Regions from separate parts of the Homo sapiens genome. Here region 1 is linked to region 2. Evidence: read pairs that join two places in POLR2A ChIA-PET (ENCODE). Cell type or tissue: IMR-90. All regions are shown on one strand. Links, peaks and the distances in the headings refer to the core of each region. The heading gives the core; the rest is flanking DNA. Region 1 overlaps LINC02015 (long intergenic non-protein coding RNA 2015). Region 2 overlaps LINC02015 (long intergenic non-protein coding RNA 2015).

What was found. Peaks named below come from ENCODE experiments on the same cell type or tissue, not always from the same donor. Only the 100,000 strongest peaks of a DNase experiment are listed, where the experiment ranks them.
Region 1: POLR2A ChIA-PET joins it to region 2 with 13 read pairs; 4 of 35 experiments call an interaction of 5 or more read pairs at or near these places.

Annotation. Positions count from the first base shown.
Region 1 is chr3:177,885,288-177,888,207 of GRCh38, reverse strand. The region is part of intron 1 of LINC02015 (long intergenic non-protein coding RNA 2015); the gene reads right to left. Among named protein-coding and RNA genes, the nearest start is that of LINC02015, 70 kb to the right of the region's middle. In IMR-90, for the core only: no CTCF peak of the experiment used is centred there; no DNase peak of the experiment used is centred there.
Region 2 is chr3:177,817,632-177,820,551 of GRCh38, reverse strand. The region is part of intron 1 of LINC02015 (long intergenic non-protein coding RNA 2015); the gene reads right to left. Among named protein-coding and RNA genes, the nearest start is that of LINC02015, 2.2 kb to the right of the region's middle. In IMR-90, for the core only: no CTCF peak of the experiment used is centred there; no DNase peak of the experiment used is centred there.

The DNA of each region.
Region 1 (2,920 bases), core at 143-2,642, 68 kb before region 2:
ATTCTTCTGCCTCAGCCTCCCCAGTAGCTGGGACTACAGGCGCCTGCCAGCACGCCTGGCTAATTTTTTTTGTATTTTTAGTAGAGACGGGGTTTCACTGTGTTAGCCAGATGGTCTTGATCTCCTGACCTCGTGATCCGCCCACCTTGGCCTCCCAAAGTGCTGCGATTACAGGCGTGAGCCACCGCACCTGGCCTGTGTGAGCTACTTTTAAGCAATATAGATTGGATGTTATTTTAACAAAGACATAATCAACACCTCCCCAGTTCATGGTCCTGTTCTGGGAAATATTGAAAGACAGACCAAAAAAAGACATAGCAAGTGATCCTCATGGAGCTCACTGCCTAGATGGAGAGGCAGGAAGTCACTATCACAGTATAGTGGGGCAAGATCTATGAAAGAAGAATCACAAGAGGCTGTGGCACATGAGAGGGGGCCAAGAAAGCATCTCTACAGAGGTGAGGCCTGAACTGAGAATGAGAGGTTGAATAGGAAACAGCCTGGGAGCAAAAAGCGAGAACATTCAGGAGAGGAAATGAAAGCCCAGCAGAGTATCATAGGTTCAGGGGACAGGACGCAGTCTGGCCTGACTGTATGTACTGGGGACAGGGCTGCAAGAGGAAAAATGGTGAGAACTAAGGCAAGGCCAGGTCTTCACAAGCCTTAGATGGCCTGACAAAGAGAAACCTCAGAATTTCAACAGATGACATGATCTAATGTACTTTTTGAAGCATCTCTGTGGTGGCAGAGTGGAGGGTGAATTTGATGAGGGTGAGGGAGGAGGCAGGGATACATCCAGAAGAAAGTAATCCTCTCCATTCCAGGACTTGAATCGAAACAGTAAGAGTAGAGCTGGTGAAGAGGGAACACAGTTTAAAAGTATGTGTAGGCTAATGTGCCAGGCATTTAAAAAATAAGATGAATTTTTAAATTCAATCTCCATATAGAGAGAACACTTCATTTTCCTTTGGCATCTTTTGGTAATGCAATAGCTGGACTGTACATAAGAAACTTTAAGTTTTAACAGTAAATTCATCTTTTCATTTGATGGTGTTTTAATCGCAATAAAATCAACAGAAAGCTGGAAAGGAGAATGAAGGAGAATATTTGAGTTACCTAGGCTGACTTAATAAAGAAAACCCCTTTAGCTCTTTCATTCTTTGCTACAGAAAATATTAGAATGGCATTTTCAGTTGTTACCATTACATATCAGGGACATCCAACTTTTACTAGGCCTATCATTGAAAGCAAAATCTAGAAGTGGCAATGTTAGTTGCCTAGGGAAAGCTCCCAGAAGAGCCATGTCACTAAACCTACAGAGTATTTATGAGACATAAGTGCCAGCATTATATGGGATGCGGTTACTGAGTTGCAGCCCTGAAAAAGGAAGAATAAAATATTCTCCCCAACATAAAACACTAATTTGCTTTTTTGTCCTTAAAAGTTGCTCTTTGAATTCATCTCAAAAATGTGTCACAAAAACAGATTGTTTTTCCGGCTGACTTTTCTTGCCCAGATGTCACTAAATGTTCAAATGTTCACAGTTTTGCCGTGTACTGAGCAGAAGCTGTTTGGGCTTTTTTTTTTTTTTTTTTTTTTTTTTTTTTTGGTAGGTCCAGATTACTTTTTATTCCACATTTTACCAGGAGGAGCTGAAATACATTATAGTTTTCTTCTTAAATATGTAATCATACTGTTTTATATTTCCTTTCCAAAGTAGCATAGTAAAGGGATTATAACTGTTTTAAAGAACCGTTAATGAAGTTTTTCTTCTTCACCAAAGACTGTTTTCATGTCAAGGGTGTTACATATTTTTATCTGATTCAGAATAATCATAGTGAGTTAGTCTGCTTATCTTTTATGCAGACCAAAAGTCCCCTCTATACCCGTGTGTACATATGTGAGTGTGTATATGGGGGTAGGGAGGTGAAGGCTGGTGCAAGGAAAAACATAGTGATTTTAGAGTTCAAAATTATAGGAATACAAAGCCCTATATTAGGTAATTTCTTTGCCTTCCCATTAGGCTTCCTTTCTAATATTTCGAATGTAAAAGAATATAACTTATCCCCCTAAGCCCTAATATTTCACTACACTTTAAGGAAACATGTCTCAAATACTTGAGGCATGCCTACTGTGTTGCTACCATTTCCTCAAGGTAGGTACCAAATGTACCTACCATTTCCTCAAGGCCTTTATCATCTCAGGAGATAGTGTAGGCTATAGATATTTATAAAACAAGCCAAGCGGAAGACCCTGAGAGAAACAGAAAGACAGTTCTATTTCTCAGAACTGAGATTTCCTAATCTAAGGAGAGATTAGGAAGGGAGAGATCATGTTTATTTACAGGAATTGGGGAATTCCTCATGAAGGAACTGATTTTGAACTGACCTTGAGGATGAGTTAATGTTCTATTGATGGGAATCCAGACATTTCATAGGAAGGAAGTAGCTAAGACAAAGCCAAGGTGGCAGGAAAGAATGTGCTGTATTGAAAGTGCACCTAATAGGCACAATAAGCTGGAGCCTCATGTAAAGGTGAGCAGGACAAGCTTCGGGAAGGGAAAGCTGGGCGAGAGCGTGAAGTTCTTTACAAATATCCAAGTCAGAAGGACACATCTGAGTTAGAAATAGAGATCCACTGAAAGATTTGAGTAAGAAAATGACTATCATACCTCTAGTTAAGAAAAATGTATCTGGCAGTTATGTATTTGAAGGAAATGGAGAGGGAAGACAGTGGATACATTAGGAGGTAGGGAAATTAGGAAGCTGTCTCTTTAGAAAGGAAGTACTGAGTAGGACCTAAAGAGAAGCAGTAAGATAAGAGCAGGTAGAGGCATACTCATTCTTTCTGTATTAACGGTTATTGTATCATTTTGTTGTGATTGGCAAAGGAACTTCTCTACGTATGGAAATATAATGGT
Region 2 (2,920 bases), core at 196-2,695:
TAATATAAACTACCAATGAAAGAAGAGAAAATTTTCCTCAAGTACTATTTGTATGGAGACTAGTCTGGCATTAACCATTGCTATCACCATGTAGAATAACAGATCTGTTAGAATGAAACTTCTAACCATACTGTTATACTCAGGTAGTGTACTGGAAAAGCAAGAACCATACATTACGGCTCCAAGAAAAATAGAAACAAATTAATGCTGGAAAAATATGTGTAAAAACCCACAAGTTTGAATAATCTTCTAAAATTGTTTTAGGTTTTATAAAGACTTTATCTCTGTCTCAGGGCCCAGCTACAGTAAACTGACAGTTAACTGCTTAAAAAGAAAGTACATCTTGAAACGTTCATAACTTTTCATTTATAACAAAGGCAGAAAAACAATCACATTTATAAGAAGATATTTTTTCTTTTTATATCCTACTCTGAAGCAAAATTCTGACACAACTAGCAGAAGGTACTTTAAGACTCCAATGTGACACATTAAATGTGGACATCCAATGCAAGATTAACTCAGTTGAGTATCTGGGAGAACTTTGTGGTTTTTGTTTGTTTGTTTGTTTGTTTGTTTTACGAAGTCCCTCCACTGAAATACTGTGTCTTTGCAAAAGCCTTTTCATGATCCAAGTTTTAATTTAATGTGATATTATCCAGGAAGCAGTTTCAGTAATAGGTTTGTGTTCACATGGACAACCTGGTTTGGCTTAGACGTTTGTCATAGAGTATGTGGTAGATCTCTATCCATTGGAAGCATGCTTTTACTTGGATTAGAAACCTACATAGGATATTTGGTGAATAGTATTGGTGCTTACCTGACATTCATTGCCTCTTCTTTCTTTTTTTAATAGAATCTAATTTTGTCCACATATCCATCTTTCCTTCTCATAGTCATGAACCTCAACTCCAGGGGTAGTCTCATTGGAATATAGATTTACTCGTTGGTCTCTATTTCCCTTGCAGTAATTAATTCAGGAATGGACATGTGATCTAACTGTGGACAATGAGACAGGGGGAGAGGCTGTCAGAAAAATTTGAGAAAAAGAGAGAAGCGGCCAGGTGCAGTGGCTCATGCCTGTAATCCCAGCACTTTGGAAGGCCAAGGCGGGAGGATCACTTGAGGTCAGGAGTTCAAGACCAGGCTGGCCAATATGGTGAAACCCCGTCTCTACTAAAATACAAAAAATTAGCCAGGCGTGGCGGCATGTTCCTGTAATCCCAGCTACTTGGGAGGCTGAGGCAGGAGAATTGCTTGAACCCAGTGGGTGGAGGTTGCAGTGAGCTGAGATTGCACCACTGCACTCCAGCCTGGGCGACAGAGAGAGATTCCTTCTCAAAAAAAAAAAAAAAAAAAAAGAGTGAGAGAGAGAAAGAGAAGCCTGAGAAGTGACTCTTTCTTCTCCTGGGTATTATTGCCCATAAGTATACTGCTTAGATCTGGCATAGCCTTCTTGCTACCATTCTAAAGAGGAAACTAGCTCAAAAGATAGCAGAGTGAAGAAATATTTTGTGTAAAAACCTAAATGTCATTGAGTCACAGTATCAACCAGCCATGAGATTCACCCTACGTGAGTCTTAGCTATGGGAGAAGTTACTATTGTCATTTTAGATACTTGGCCTCTGGGATTCTATTCTTTGCAGCCAGTAGCAGGCTAACCAATTTCTCTTGGCTTCCTTCAATTGTATCCACCTTCCTGGCTTAGGCCTTTCAGAAGAAGACAGAGTCCTAAGCCAATGTGTTTACCCTTGATTTTAACTTGAAACTTTCTGCCATTAACATGGGGAACAAGATAAATTTATAGAAATAAAAATAATATGATTTAACAATACCAAAACATTAATATCTGAAATGTATCTTGGAGGGATTGCTTCATGTGCCTGGCAGTGTTGTCAGCGTCAGGCTGCCGAGTAGAGATGTGAACGACAAAGCATTTAAATGATCTGTGTTGTCATTTTTGCAACACGAGCTCACACAGATGATGGTCGATTTAATAAATCAAATTGGACAAAAAAAAATTCAGTCTCTCTCCACAACCTTTCTCAAAACTACCGTCAGAGTTTTCTTCTCCCCTCAACGACCTCTTGGGCAGATCCACGACTTTCTGTTTACTTTCAAGTACTATAGAACTTATTTTCAGGAATCAAAAAACTCTAACCCAATCAGATACCAAAACTTCAATTTATTCTTGAAATCAATGTTTTTCCTCCCCAGCTCAAGTGCATTTGTGTCTTTCTTTGTTGTCAAATGCCCTGTGTAGGACAGATGTTCCAAGAAGTCTTTTTCATGAAGTACCTCTGTTAATTCTTTGGAGACCCTTTCAGGGACTCATACATTTAACATTTCCTGATGCATTCAAAACACTCTCTCGTTAATCTTTTGTAAGAACCTTGACTCCTGTACCAGAAGGTGCTTGGGATTCCTTCATTCCAGCATGCACCCCTCTTGCTGTGAAATGGTGGGAGGCCCTTCAAATAACTTGCACTAACTTGCACAGTGCTACTTGTCCTGCAGGAAAATGAACACATCCTCCCCCATCATGTTCTCAAACTTCAAGCACTGCTGCCTTTTGGCCTCACTCTGTCATGCTGCGCATCTTCAGCCACCTCATACCTGTGATTTCTCCTGCAGAGTCAGGCACCAGGCCCTGTGCTGCCCACATTCAAGCACTGCCTGGCTAAACACTGAAGCCATTAACCACATGTGTCCATTGAACACTTGAAATGTGCCAGTCCAAATTGAGATCTCAAAGCTTTAGTATTAAAACACACACACACACACACACACACGCACACACAGAGCAAGATGTCTCATCACTAATTTTTATATCAACCACGTGATAATATTTTGGATATATTGGCTTAAATAAAATGTATTAGTAAAATTAATCACCCATTTCCTTTCCCTGTTTTTTAAATAG